Linked DNA regions of Homo sapiens: region 2 is linked to region 1. Evidence: read pairs that join two places in POLR2A ChIA-PET (ENCODE). Cell type or tissue: PC-9. All regions are shown on one strand.

Evidence for each region. Peaks named below come from ENCODE experiments on the same cell type or tissue, not always from the same donor. Only the 100,000 strongest peaks of a DNase experiment are listed, where the experiment ranks them.
Region 2: POLR2A ChIA-PET joins it to region 1 with 7 read pairs; 4 of 35 experiments call an interaction of 5 or more read pairs at or near these places.

What each region holds. Positions count from the first base shown.
Region 1 is chr2:171,171,024-171,179,023 of GRCh38, reverse strand. It overlaps a transcript of TLK1 not described here. Among named protein-coding and RNA genes, the nearest start is that of TLK1, 14 kb to the right of the region's middle. RefSeq lists an enhancer at 5,543-5,872. In PC-9, no CTCF peak of the experiment used is centred here; DNase peaks (open chromatin) are centred at 4,343 and 4,733; H3K27ac peaks cover 1,289 bases.
Region 2 is chr2:171,061,072-171,069,071 of GRCh38, reverse strand. TLK1 (tousled like kinase 1) reads left to right here. Exons shown (of 21, transcript NM_012290.5): 4 at 7,916-7,991. Among named protein-coding and RNA genes, the nearest start is that of TLK1, 96 kb to the left of the region's middle. In PC-9, no CTCF peak of the experiment used is centred here; no DNase peak of the experiment used is centred here.

The DNA of each region.
Region 1 (8,000 bases):
ATAAAAAGCACTAACTAGAGCAGGTGCAAGCTACCTCAGAACCCTGGAAAGAGTCATTCAAAATTATAGCACCAAAAATGCACTGAATTATCCAATGTAATAAAAAGTATATATAAAATTTAATAGTCATCTGTGTAAGAGGCCATATACTTGAAAATTAAGACTGTTTTGATAATGTTAAGTTAAATTGATATCCCAAACCAGGAAAATGGTAGAATGCCTAAACTAACATTTAAATTTCTTCTGTTTAATAAGTCTATAACTGCTTAACAAAAAGAATAAGAGCAATATATATTACAGCAGCTTTGTTTGACTCTATTTAGACAAGTAAAATCTTACGCTTCCCTGTAGTTTTCCTTATAAAGCTGACTGATTCTCAGTTCATTTCAGCTAATGTTTTGCTTGATATGTCTTCGTTGCTTTGGTTGTCAGGCTTGGAGTTACTTTTCCACTGCTGTTTTTGCCTGCTCTCTAGCTGAGGTTACCATTGTTGTTATGAGGTGTCTTCACCCCAGCCTATCTGTCTTATACTGAGTCAATGAAGAGGGAAGATGGAGGACAAGAAAGGGTGAGAAGCCAAAGAGCTTCCCTTAAGCTCCTGTCTGTAACTGAAAGCTCCATGACATTCCATCCAGAAATCAAGAAGCATATCTGTGGAAACTGAAAGGAATAAAGGCCTATGCAGAACAGTTGAGAGCACAGACTTGGCCTCAAGCAGACCTGGGTTCCAATCCTGGTTTCTTCCCTTGATATCTGCGTGACCTTGGACAAGCTCCCTAATCCCTCTAAACCTGAGTTTTACTGCTTAAAAAAATGAGAAGAACAATATTATCTATCTTATAGAGTTTATTGACAGGAGCATATTAGATAATGCATTTAAACACTCTGTATAGAACCTAGCATATAGTAAGCATTCAAAAATGCAAGGCCAGGTGCAGTGGCTCATGCCTGTAATCCCAGCACTTTGGGAGGCCAAGGCGGGTGGATCACCTGAGGTCGGGAGATCTCAGGGGACCAGCCTGGCCAACATGGAGAAACCCCGTCTCTACTAAAAAATACAAAATTAGCCAGGTGTGGTGGTGCATGCCTGTAATCCCAGCTACTTGGGGGGCTGAGGTAGGAGAATCGCTTAAACCCGGGAGGCAGAGGTTGCGGTGAGCCAAGATCACGCCATTTCACTCCAGCCTGGGCAACAAGAGCGAAACTCCATCTCAAAAGAAAAAAAAATGCTAGTTAGTAAAGTATGGATGCTATTAATATAAAAGCTTTTTGTTCAAAAATGCACTATAGTCTTGGTAGGACATGCTCCCATATCCTTTTGGGGGCCTTATTCAGTAAGGACCTTGAGTCTAAACATTGCTGTACTTCTATCACTTTGTTAGTTGAAAAGAGACAGGTTCTAAACAAAATGGTAAAGTATATCTTTGATGACCAGTTCTGTTCCTAATTTGGTTTCTCTTTCCAATAACCATGCCCTTCCCTCCTCTCAAGACACTTAGGATTCTGTATGCCGAGGTCTCTCACAAGGGCTTTCTGTCTTGAGGTAGCAGTACTTGTTCTGTTTGAGGAACAGCTTTAAGAAGCCCAATGAGGTGGCTAATGCCTGTAATCCCAGCACTTTGGGAGGCTGACGCAGGTGGATCCCTTGAGCCTAGTAGTTCGAGACCAGCCTGGCCAATGTGGCAAAAAAACCATCTCTACAAAAAATTTAAAAATTAGCCAGGCATGGTGGTGTGTGCCTGTAGTACCAGCTACTCTGGAGACTGATATGGGAGGATCCTTTGAGCCTAGGAGGTCAAGGCTGCAGTGAGCTGTGATCGGGCCACGGCACTCCAGCCTGGGTGACAGAGTGAGACCCTGTCTCAAAAAAGAAAAGAAAAAAGAAAAGAGGAGTCAGGCATACTGGCTCATGCCTGTAATCCCAGCACTTTGGGAGGCAGAGGCAGACACATCACTTGAGGTCAGGAGTTCAAGACCAGCCTGGCCAACATGGCAAAACCCCATCTCTACCAAAAATACAAAAATTAACTGGGCATGGTGGCAGGCACCTGTAATCCCAGCCACTCAGGAGGGTGAGGCAGGAAAATTGCTTGAACCCGGGAGGTGGAGGTTGCAGTGAGCCGAGATTGTGCCACTGCACTCCAGCCTGGGTGACAGAGGGAGACTGTTTTAAAAAAAAAAAATTAAAAAAAAAATAGGCCGATGAGGTGAAGCAGAGAGTGAGCAAGGCAGAGAATGCTCAGAGAGGAGGCTGAAGATCTAGAACAGAGGCCAAGTCATTGTGGACGCTGAGGGCAATGTAGGGCAGGAATGCAGGAGTGGAAGCAGGGAGACTATGAAGTTATTGTTTTAGCTCAGTAAGAGATGACGGTAGCCTAGAGTGGTAGCCATGAAGAAAAGGAGCAATGGTAATATTAGAATATGCTTTTAATGCGTAGCAGATCAGAACTTAATTATGTGGATGTGGGAAGTGTGGAATCAGACAATTCCTAGGATTTCAGCCTCAGCAACTACTAACTAATGGGGCCATTTACAGAGATGGGAAAACTGGGGAAAGAACAGGTTTGGGGGCAAAAATCAAGAGTTCCGTTTTGGATATGTGAGTTATTAGACAGCCCAAGAGAAGCCATGCTAGCCGAGGTTGGAGCTCAGAGAGTGGTCAGGGCTGGAGACATGTATTCTGAACTAATCTGCATAGAGATGGTTTTTAAACCCACACAGTGTGCTGCTCAACACTGGTCCCAATTAGAATCACCTGGACTGCTTTAAAACCCTTGATATCCCGGCCGGGCACAGTGGCTCACACCTGTGATCCCAACACTTCGGGAGGCTGAGGCGGCCGGATCACCTGAGGTTGGGAGTTCAAGACCAGCCTGACCAACATGGAGAAACCCTGTGTCTACTAAAAATACAAAAAAATTTAGCAGGGCATGGTGACCCATGCTTGTAATCCCAGCTACTCAGGAGGCTGAGGCAGGAGAATCGCTTGAACCCAGGAGGTGGAGGTTGCAGTGAGCAGAGGTCGCGCCATTGCACTCTAGCCTGGGCAACAAGAGTGAAACTCCGTCTCAAAAACAAAAACAAAAACAAAAACAAAAAAAAAACCTTGATATCCTGACTCCAGCCCCAAAGATTCTGATACAAAAGGGGCCTGGATTTGGTATTTCTTTTTAAAAAGTTTCTCAGGTGATTCTAATGTGCAGTCAAGGTTGAGAACCAGGGTCCATGGGAGGTAGTTGTGGCCATCAAGGTGGGAGGATAGTGTCCCAGAGGTCAAATAAAGACAGAGGTTTAAGAAGAAGGGAGCAATCAGCTGAATCAAATACTGCTAGGAGGGCTAGTTAGATAAAGACTGAGAGGTAACTGTTAATTAGGAATGATGAAGTGTGTTACAGATAGAATGGGAGATAACAAATGGTGCTCCAGTTTTTCTTCATTGTGTATGTACAGTTGTCCCTTGGTATCCATAGGGGATTGGTTTAAGGACCACCTTCCCATACCAAAATTCATGGATACTCAAGTCCCTTATATAAAATGGTGTCATATTTACATACTTAAAAACTTTAAATCATCTCTAGATTACTTATGATACCTAGTACAATGTAAATGCTCTGTAAATAGTTGCTATACAGTATTGTTTAGGGAATAATGACAAAAAAGAAAAGTCTGTACATGTTCAGCATAGAATGCAACCACTACTATTTCTTTTTTTTTTCAAATGTTTTTAATCTTTAGTTGATTAAATCCATGGATATAGATACCATGAATACGGAGGGCTGAGTGTACTTTTTTTGAAACAATCTCACTCTGTAGTTCAGGCTGGAGTGCAGTGGCACAATCATAGCTCACTGCAGCCTTGACCTCCTGGGCTCAAGCAATCCTCTCACATCAGCCTCCCAAGTAGATGGGACTACAGGCTTGCACCACCGCACCTGGGGCTGATTTTATCCATTTTGTATAGAGACGGGGCCTTGCCGTGTTGCCCAGGCTGGTCTCAAACTCCTAGCCTCAAGCAATCCTCCCAACATGTTGGGATTATAGGCATGAGCTACTTCACCCAGCCTTGATTGTACTTACTGAGTGAAGTTGGGAGTCATAAGGCATTTTATAAATAAAAATCATTTAAAATGTTAAGGGTAATATTACTAAAAGTTATATTCTAAATCTCCCTTAAAAAAAAAGATGGTGAATCTAAATAATAAGTAGCTACAGAAAATTTGGGGAATTGAGAAAAGGAAAAAAAATGTTATCCAAAAGACTATTGTGTGAACACAATCACCATTACTTAGTCATTGACTAGCTTTCATTTAGTGAATTCCTACTTTGCAGCAGGCTCTGTGCTAAGGATATAGAAATGAATATGACAAAAGTATTTGCCCTCAAGGAACTCAGGGCTTAGTGGAGGAGGAGGACATGCAAAAAATAATTCTAAAACAAAGTGATAAGTGATATAATAAAGATTATACTAGTATGCCATGGGAGCAAGGAGATAGAGAGCTTAATATTGCATGTTAAATAATAATTATGAAGAGTACCTTGGCAAATTAAAAAATTGCTCCGTTTTAATGTTAGTGATAAAAACAAGAAGGAGAATTAGTGTACCCCATGATTACAATCATATAACAATGTGATTCCCCAAAGGTTCTCTAGCCAAGGAGAGGCTTGAGCTGCATCTTGAATGGTGAGTCAAGCAAATAAGATTAGGAAAAGGGTGGGGGAAAGAATAGGTAGGAGTAGGAAATTCCAAGCTGGAGGAAGGCAAAGGAAGTGAAACAGAGTGTATAACCTGTTTGGTCACTGTAATAACTTTCGTGTGGCTGCAGTGTGGGATTCCCATGAGAGAGTAACCAGATATAAAACTGGGAAAACAGGCAGGTGACAACAAGATTAAAAAGATGAAAAAGAATCACATAGTGCTAGAAAGACTAGTTGGAAAGCTTTTGGAATAATCCAGGAGGAAAAATAATAAAAGTTTGAACTAAGGCAATGGAAGAAGGACGGATGGATGGACAGATGAATGAATGGGAGGAGATGGATTCAACAGGCTGTTTAAGAGACACCGTAGTCTTAGGGAGTGGCAAGGGATGGAGGTATGGGAAATGGGGAGCTGGGGGTGACAAGAATGACTCTCAGTTCTCTTGTTTGGATAACTAACTGGGTTCTTGTCTTGGTTCTTATTCCTGGTCATTTCTACCCAAGATAGTGAATATAGGATGAAGACATTTGAGAAAACTGTGGAACATCCAAGGGGAGATGCATAGGGTCAATTCTGAACCTCCTGGAGCTCAGGAGAAAGATGTGGGCTGAAGAAACAAATTAAAGAGTCATCATTGGGCCAGATGTGATGGCTCACACCTATAATACCAGGCTTTGGGAAGCCGAGCGGGGAGGATGCCTTGAGCCCAGGAGTTTGAGAACAGCCTGGGCAACATAGTGAGACCCTGCCTCTGCCAAAAAAAGAAAAAAAAATTAGCTGGGCATGCTGGTGCACACTTGTAGTCCTAGCTACTCTGGAAGCTGAGGTGGGAGGATCCCTGGAGCCCAGGAGTTTGGGGCTGCAGTCAGATGTGATGAAACCAGTGCACTACAGCCTGGGCAACAGGAGTTTGGGGCTGCACTGAGATGTGATGACACCACTGCACTACAGCCTGGGCAACAGAGTGAGATCCTGTCTAGCTCTGTACATATGTGATCCGTATGAGTCACAAGAGTAGATGAGATTGGGCAAGAAAGTTGCATATATATCATTTGTGTGTTTTCCTTTTTAGTTATGTTATTCTAACTGGTATATTTCCTTAGTTATAATAATAGTGAGCATACAAGTTTCTGTTTCCTTTTTCACCCTACATCATACCAAAAGCTTTTGTCATGTTGCACCAGAGTTTTCAAAGTAGTCACAACTGGCTGAATAAAACTATACTAACAGGATATGCTATAGTTATAATTGACTTTGACTCTGTGATAAACATTTTTATTCATAGTATTTCCCCATATTTTGAATTTTTTTCTTAGGAAAGATTCTCAGAAATAGGAATATATGTATGTTATACAGTTAAAGTGGACTATACATATATCCAAATCACTTTCCAAAATGTTTGTACCAGTTTATCAACAAGGTATGAGAATACTAGAGTATTAGTCTGTTTTCTCACTGCTATAAAGAAATACCTGAGACTGGGTAATTTATACAGAAAAGAGGTTTAATTGGCCCACAGTTCTGCAGGCTGTACAGGAAGCATGATGCTGACATCTGCGTGGCTTCTGGGGAGGCCTCAGGTAACTTTTAGTTATGGTGGAAGGCGAAGGGGAAGTAGGCACATCTTACATGGCCAGAATAAGAGCAAGAGAGAGAAATGGGGGAAGGTGGCACTTTTAAACAACCAGGTCTCATGAGAACCCACTCACTATCACAAGAACAGCACGGAGGAGAAAATTCACCCCCATGATCCAATCACCTCCCACCAGGCCCCACCTCCAATACTGAGGATTACAATCCTACATGAGATTTGGGTGGGGACACAGATTCAAACCATATCAACTAGTTTAAGTAGATACTTCCCATAATTTTGTATTGTGTGTGTGGTGTGTCTATATTTTTATTGTATTTGTTAAACATTTTATTGAAGTATAACTACATGTACCAAAGTGTACAAATCTAAATGTATATAGCTTGATGAATTTCCACAAAGTAAACGTACTTTGTAACCTGAACCTAAACTAAGAAACAGAACATTACCAGTCACTCAGAAGCCTCCCTCCTATCCTCTCAAGGGTAACCACTGTCCTGATTTTTAACCCATAGAATGATTTGCCTGTTTTTAAACTTTATATAAATGGAATCACATAGTATGTAATCTTTCATGTCTATCTTCCTTTGCCCAACATTATTTTTGTACAGTTCATCTACATCATTGTGTTTAGTTGTGATTTGTTAATTCTCATTTCTGCATAGTATTGTATTATGTGAATATTCTATAATTTATTTATTCTAATGAGTACTTAGATAGTTTCTAGTTTGGGGCTATTACAAACAGTGCTGCTTTATGAACATTCTTGTACATGTGCTTTTGATGAATATATGTAACGCATTTTTGTTGGGTATATACCTAGGAATGAAATTGATGGATCACAGATATGGACATTTCAGCTTTAGTGGTTACTGCTACCAGGTACCAATATCCACTTCCACCAGTGTGTGGGAGTTCCCAGTGTTGCACATATTTACTGACATTTCATATTTTTCATTTTAGCCTGTCTGTTGAGTGGTATCTCATTTGCCTTAATTGTTTTGCTGTTGTTGACTAAAGATATTTAGCATTTTTTTTTGCATTTGGTTATTCTTTTTTGTGAAGCAACTGTTCAAGTTTTTGTTTGTTTCTACTATATTATCTATCTTTTCCTTAAAGGTTTTATTTTGCTTTTTACATATTCTGAATACAAGTCCTTTGTCAAATATATGTATTGCAACTATCTTTTTCCGCTCTGTGTTTGCCTTCACTGTCTTTTTTTTTTTTTTTTTGGAGATGAGGGCAGTGTAAGAGTCTCCTATTTTGCCCAGACTGATCTTGAACTTTCAATCTTCCTGCCTCTGCCTCCTCAGTAGCTAGGACTACCTACAGGTGCATACCACTGCACCCAGCATCCTTTCACTGTCTTTTCTTTTTTTTTTCCAGACAGGGTCTCACTGTGTCATCCAGGCTGAAGTGCAGTGGCGTGATCTCAGTTCACTGTAGCTTTGACCTCCCTCCACCTGCCTTGGCCTCCCAAAGTGCTGGGATTACAGGCATGAGCCACTGCACCCGGTCTCTTCACTGTCTTAAAGCAAGTTTTTTGATGATTAGAAGTTCTTTATCTTAATATTGTTTAACCTATCAAAAATATCCCATATGGTTAGCACATTTCATGTCCTGTATAAGAAACCTTTGCCTAACTTAAGATCATAAAAATATTTTTAGATTTTTTAAGAGCTTTATTTGTTTTAATTTTCATATTTACAGCTA
Region 2 (8,000 bases), 110 kb after region 1:
GAGCTAACAGCACTTCACAAATGTTTAATCTGATAAATGTTGCTTTTAGACTGGATTTTTAAAGCATTGAGCACAAGTTGACATTACTGACAAATTTTGTTTCAGAATTTTATTCTTTAGTTTAAAAAATATTAGAAAGATGTATTTTTATGTCAGTAGAACACAGTGAATTTTCTTTAAGATTCTCATTTTTCTAAAATAACTGAGTAACCATGACAACCCATTTGACTTTTTATAACCTAATTAGTTTTCTGCTATATGTAATAATTTTGGTCTTTAATATGGGAAGACTTTAAGGAATAACATTCTTAATTTTAGAGATACTGTAAAGTGGAGTATGTGGGAACTATACAACGTACTATTTTATATATAAACCTAGATAGACAGACAGACTGTTCCTAATCCTGATGATACATAACATCACTTCTGGACCTTTTTAAAATTAATGATTCCTTTGGTCTTTTTCCAGAGATGGTTAAATTTGGACTGGAGATTCCAGCATAAGCTTTAAATAAAAGCTTTATAAATGATTGATGTATAGTCAGCATTGAGAATCAATGCTAATAAAGATATGATAGAGCAATTTAAAAAAAGAACAAAGAAACTGGGTATGGTCACATGTCTGTAGTCCCAGGTACTTGGGAGCCTGAGGCAGGAGGATCACTTGAACCTAGGAGTTACAGTCCAGCCTGGACAATGAAGCGAGACCCCATCTTTCTTTTTTTTGTTTGTTTTTGTTTTTGAGGCGGAGTTTTGCTCTTGTTGCCCAGGCTGGAGTGCAATGGCGCGATCTTGGCTCACTGCAACCTCTGCCTCCCAGATACAAGCAATTTTCCCGCCTCAACCTCCCGAGTAGTTGGGACTACAGGTGCTCACCACCAGATCTGGCTAATTTTTTTGTATTTTTAGTAGAGGTGGGGTTTCGCCATGTTGGCCAGGCTGGTCTCGAACTCCTGACCTCAGGTGATCCACCCACCTTGGCCTCCCAAAGTGCTAGAATTACAGGCTTGAGCCACCATGCCCGGCTGATCCCATGTCTCAGGAAAAAAAGATCACTTTTTTTCTGATTAAAAGTGTTGTATTGGCACCACGGAATACTATGCAGCCATAAAAAAGGATGAGTTCATGTCCTTTGCAGGGACATGGATGAAGCTGGAAACCATCATTCTCAGCAAACTAACACAAGAACAGAAGACCAAACACCATATGTTCTTACTCTTAAGTGGGAGTTGAACAGTGAGAACACATGGACACGGGGCAGGGCGGTTGGGGGGACTTCACATAACAGGGCCTGTTTTGAGGTGGGGGCTGAGGGAGGGATAGCATAAGGAGAAATACCTGATGTAGATGACAGGTTGATGGTTATAGCAAACCACCTTGGCACGTGTATACCTATGTAACAAACTTGTACGTTCTGCACATGTACCTCAGAACTTAAAGTATAATAATAAAAAAAAAGTTGTATTGGTATAGAGAAAAATAGTAACACTTTTTTACCCATCACATCTCAAAGGATTGGTGAGTAGTCTTATACAGTGTTAATGTAAACATGTCAATTGATACTGGCTTTGAATGTGCAATTTGGCATTATCTTTAAAAATCTAAGTGTGTGGCCGGGCGTGGTGGCTCATGCCTGTAGTCCCAGCACTTTGGGAGGCCGAGGCGGGTGGATCACAAGGTCAAGAGATCGAGACCATCCTGGCCAACATGGAGAAACCCCATCTCTACTAAAAATACAAAAAAAACAAGCTGGGTGTGGTGGCGGGTGCCTGTAGTCCCAGCTACTCGGGAGGCTGAGGCAGGAGAATAGCATGAACCCAGGAGACAGAGCTTGCAGTGAGCCGAGATCGTGTCACTGCACTCCAGCCTGGGTGACAGTGTGAGACTCTGTCTCAGAAAAAAAAAAAAAAACCTAAGTGCACATATTCTGTGATACAGCATTTACATTTAAAAGTATGTATACCAGAGAAATAATTGTACAGACCTAGGGATTCGTGTTCAAAGGAATGTTTGTAGGGGTATGATACAGGAGTATGTTACTCCATTGTGAGTGTCACAATGGGTCAAAAGTTGTGAGACCACAGCTCTGAATTTGACTATTACAAGCACTTTCAAAATGCCAACATTTCCAGAATAAATTATCTGAAAGTGTTACTTCCCAACCCCCACCCTTCAGCAGTTGTTCTAAATGGCTGTTTTATTCTTGTATGATTTGAAAACTACTGGCAAGGTAATTTGAGTAGGGGAGAAAGTTCAACTTTATTCTAATTTTATAGTATATACTGTTTAACAAATAAAGCCTTAAAGGGATAGCCAGAGAAGGGAAAGTGCCAGGAAATAGACTACGTAAGTGATAAGAAAATAACAGACAAAATCATTTTCATCAATATTAAAAACTTAGTATACTCCTTTAAACATGTGTGAATGCAGTGGGTCCAAGTGATAGGAGTTTAAGAAGTCACAATGTGAGGATGTCAAGTTAGGTAGTTGTTAAAAATTGAGCATAAAATAATTGTTTTAATATTACATTTCTTTGGAGTACTGATACGGTTGTGAATGCTGTGCATGTGTAAATAGAGTCCTTCAGCCTTTACAAAAATGTATGAGGTGGCATACTTTAAGTATACCTGTAAGACAGCACATATTTTAGTTGGGTGGTTACCCAATTTCTTCTTACTGGTGTTCTACCATCTTTTATATTACACGTTATTAAACAATAAAGGCAGTACAGCAGAAAATATACTACACTCCAAATTGCTGATATGATGATTTTGATTTACTTAGAATTGCAAGGAAATGCTTTTATTTGATGATAGGATTCCAAAATTTTACATACATAAATTTTTTATACTAAATATTAAAATCAGCATTATAGTAGAGATCTTCTTTTAGAGGTCAAAGGTTCAAGTAAATATTTACAGATAATAGTTATCAATATTAAAGTTTTAACTCTTGGGCAGAGACAGACTATGTGAATTTCAGGTCATACCAGCTCAAAATCATCCTTGAATTCGGATGTGCATATTTCATGGTAACGTTTATATGTAAATAGGATACAAAGCAGCAAACATTTTCCTGTCTCACATCTAGTTCAACAAGTTTTGCCTAGAAATGTGGATAAAAATTGAACATTGTTTTACCAGCTGCCAGCAAAAAGGTTTGTCATGCCATTTGTTCAAATTATAGTACCCTTGAATTTGGTACCCAAGTATGAATCATTAGAATAGCCAGAGAGGGCTGGGCGCAGTGGCTCACGCCTGTAATCCCAGCACTCTGGGAGGCCAAGATGGGCGGATCACTAGGTCAGGAGATCGAGACCATCCTGGCTAACACGGTGAAACCCCCCTCTACTAAAAATACAAAAAAATTAGCCGGGCATAGTGGCGGGCGCCTGTAGTCCCAGCTACTTGGGAGGCTGAGGCAGGAGAATGGTGTGAACCCAGGAGGCAGAGCTTGCAGTGAGCTGAGATTGCGCCGCTGCACTCCAGCCTGGGCGACAGAGCGAGACTCCGTCTCAAAAAAAAAAAAAAGAAAGAATAGCCAGTGAAGTTGCAGTTTTGAAACCAGTCTTTGGCTGAATGGATCTGTCAGAAAAAAATTCATTCTGTCAGGTTTGAAGATTGAATATTTTGTAAGGATACTATTTAATATTAGAGTAACTTTTGTTTCTGTTTTAAAGTATTTTCTTGTTTAACAAAAAGAAATATTCTGTGTCTATTAACTATAGTGATTTTATTAGAGATGATGATACCTGATTTTTGTTGTCTATTCAGTGAGGCCCAATGAAGAACAAACTTTAATATCCATTCCCTCTTTTTTTGTTGCTATTAAAATATTTTTTGTATACTGTAAAATTTTCTGTAATGCATTTATTTCCATAATTTTAAATCTCTCTCTAGTTTGAGGCTTATACAGGTGGTTATCTGTTTTCATGGAATAATTCATATTGATTTCTGTCCCTCATACTGTAACAGCATTGAGATTCATGTGTTCTTATGTTTGGTCTTATTTACATTGAAGAAAGACTCCTTTATATTTTATTATAAGATAAAAGCAGCAGGCTACATGATTAGATATAAAAACCTTGATTAATAATCACTGACCTAAGTTCCAAGTAAAATTGGAGGATTAGTTAAATTATATCACTACACTTCTTGAGTCCTTTAAATTTGTCTTTGTGTTTTTTCAACAAACTTTCAACTGGTAGAAAATACTGTGTAAATTCACACTAATATCTTGGAATCTCTAAATGCCAGAGTAGTCATTCAGGTTTTGGTATGATTACAAATCTAACATTTACACAGCTAACTTGGTTTAAAGTGTACTAGTCTCTCCTTTCTTCATTTTCTCCTAATGACTGTTTCATTGTATATTGGAGCTCTTTGGCCTTTTATAATTACTGAATACTTTTCATCTTTACTTCAAAGCCAAATCCTATTATTTTGCCTTCCGTATTAATCTTTTCTTTAGTGGTCTATTTATAGTAGGATAGCTAAGAAAAAATAGAGAATAAAAGAAAGAAATGACAGCATTATTAGCAAGAGCAGTCTTGAAAATGTTCTATATAAAATGTTTAATATGTGCACATTATATACCTTAGCAAATACATAGGTGGCCTGGTTGATGTCCTTTGGATTTCCTCAAGGAAATCATTGGTCATGATCAGTAGTTTTTTTTAAAAGCTGTCGAACTATTTTTTCAAAGGAAATCTCATCTGGAATCTCAATATTAAAATAGGAGATGCTGTGTTTGCAGATTCAGGGTAGAGGTAACATAGGATATGTCTCTGGTAGGCTGGAGCCTTAACTCAGCCACACACTTCCTTCCCTTCTCCTTCCCCTTTAATAACTTCTGGGGCACAACAGTCTTAAAATTAATTTTAGTCCTGTTACCCTTTTTCTTCTCCATCTGTAAATTCTTCTCTGGTTTAAAGGAGGTAAACTTGTTGCCTTCTTTACTATAATTATAATGCATTCGTTTGCTTTTTGGTTGGTTTAATGAAAAGACATTTTTGCCAATGGACTGTCCCATACCTCCACACTGGGAAATTCTGCCTCAGAGGAAAAAGGCTTCACGAAGTAATCTATATGTTAAACAACAAAACTAAGTAATCTGTATGTTAAACAACAAAACAACCTTAAATATCCTGAAGTGCATATCCAGTGAAGTATTTAACGAATGTTGTCTCAAATAAGTTTTGAAAATTTATTGTATCTTCCCACCTCATCCCTCTTTTGGAGATAGCCAGTGCATGTTAGCATTTTGATGGTTCTGAGAAGCCTTGCAGTAAAGAAATCTAATTTTGTTTACCCCGTTTGAACTCACCCCTTTTTACCCTCATTTAGAACATAGTCTTCTCAACCTACCATTGAACACTAGTTCCTTAGGATATACTTTAGAAAATGGTACAGAACCATTTTGAACTTTACATTTTATTTTGTTTTCTAGCTAGAAAATGCTGTTTCCAATACAACTGTTTCAGAATTATAACATTTTGTATGGGTTTTTCCCCCCTATTTTTGCCTGTTCAAGAGTACCTAGTCAAGATTTAAGATGGAATTCGAATAGGATCCTGCCATGCTTAAAAAATTAGTATAACATTAAAGGATTCTGAAAAATTATGTTTTCTTCGCTTTTTTATATATAAATTAAGTTAGGAAGGATATGAATAAATTATTATTTGGGGATCTTTTATTTTAACGTAGACTTGGGGTTCTTTTGTTTTTGAGATGGAGTCTCGCTGTGTCACCCAAACTGGAGTGCAGTGGTGTGATCTTGGCTCACTGCAACCCCTACCTCCTGTGTTCAAGCGAGTCTTGTGCTTCAGCCTCCCGAGTAGCTGGCACTACAGGCATGCACCACCATGCCCGGCTAATTTTTATATTTTTAGTAGAGTCAGGGTTTCACCATGTTGGCCAGGCTGGTCTAGAACTCCTGACCTCATATGATCTGCCCGCCTCGGCCTCCGAAAGTGCTGAGATTGCAGGCATGAGTCACTGCACCCGGCCGATTTAGGGTTCTTTAATAAATGTTAAAAGAATTTTTAATGTAGTGATATTTTTATTTCTAGGAAAACAGAAGATTGATTATTGTTTGAGTTTGGTAATTTTGACAATGAAACAAAAGTAGTAAACTACCTACCCAAAATTGCTGGTACATCAGTCTACCTCCTGAGTAGATGGCCAGTTAGGGTGGATTTCTTTAAGACTTCTGGTTTGTGAAATGAAAACATACTGGCATTTCATTGGACATATTGAGTTTTATTCATAAACAGTAAAATTCTGAAATATTTTTGTATAGTAGATTCATTTAGTTAGTTCTTGATGTAGGATATCATAGAAAAAATAAAGAGCATTTAGGTCTTAGAATCATACAGAACTGAATTTAATTTGAATCCTGGCTCTGCCACACTGGTAGTGTTACCTTGAGTAGGTTACTTAATATTCATGCATGTATTTATCAAGTAATAACTGTATGCTAGGGGTGGGGTAAGAGGGTGAGATAGGGAGAAGATGTAACATCTGTATTTAAAGAATTCAGATGCTATGAACATTTGGTCCAATTTCTCTGAATCTGTTATCTTGTTGGCAAAATGGAGGTGGGAGAACTTTAAATACTCAAGATGGTACTTAGAGGAACAATATGTGTTCAATAAGAATTAGGCTATGTATTGTTATTCATATATTTAATTGTAGGCCCACTCAGAGACATGAAAATACGGATTAAATCCCTTCCTTGTTGGGGGACCATGATGCTTTTAAGAGATTTATTTTAAGTTGTTTAGTAAGATTCATTCATTCATTCAGTCAAATATTAGTGGAGCTCTTGTGAAGTTCAGGAATTTTTCTGGCACCAGAGGTGCTTACCACGTTTCTAGAATTTGAGGGCCTGGTGCCATTGCCTGTGCTTTTGCTCTTGGTTTTAATTTTTGACTAAGCAGGAAAGTTTGTCAAACTCCAGAAAAATTACTTGTATTAGTCTAATGAAGATACTTTCTATCTGTTATAGGAACACACATGTCATTTGGAACCAGAGCCACCATCTAGAGCAGGGATCTGTTAACTTTTTTTGTAAAAAGCCAGATGCTTGCGACTTTATGGGCCATTCCAACTCTGTTGCAGCTACTCAGCTCTGCCGTTGTAATGTAAAAGCAGCTATAGACAATACCTAAATGAAAGAGTGTGGCTGTGTTCCAATAAAATTTTATTAGGAATACTGAAACTTGAATTTCTTGTAATTCTCACACCACAAAATATTCTTTTTGTTTTGAATTTTTAAAATTTCAAACATTTAAAAGTGTGAAAGCTATGGTTCGATCATACAGAACAGGTGACCAAACTGATTAGGCCCATAGGCCATAGTTTACTGATCCGTTATCTGGGGCATAATCTGTGAATTGGCTATAACGGTTGGATAATAATTGCCAGGCATTTACGTGGATGGTCCTTTTTAGTAGGGATTGTGTATATCAGGGTTTGTGTTCTGCCCCTTTTTTCTCATCCAAGTTTACTTTTATACACTAAGTATGTTTGAGTAGTAGGAAACTAAGGAAAAACTTAATAGGAAAAAACTCATAGGAAACACTAAGGTGATTTTTTTCCCCCTCATCCAGTTAAGCATTTGAAGGTCATCTTTTAAAGGCTAATTATTCTAGGATTTTTCATCCACTTCATGTCAAATTCTGTAACTGAATATCAGATAATATGTACAAGGTCTTCTCTACTTGGAATTTTAAAATGTATACAATAGGAAATTTTATCTTTTAAATAAATTGTGTGTAAATAACAGTATATTAACATCTCTTGAGCACTACTGAATGCTATTTTTTTGGTCTCGAAACATGGTTTTATGTTGACTGTGATAATTTTGTATATTAAAACTGTCATTTAAAAATCTGTTATCTTGTTTTCTGTAGACACCGGAGAAGAAACAATCGGAATCATCCAGGGGAAGAAAGAGAAAAGCAGAAAACCAGAATGAAAGTAGTCAGGGTAAGCACA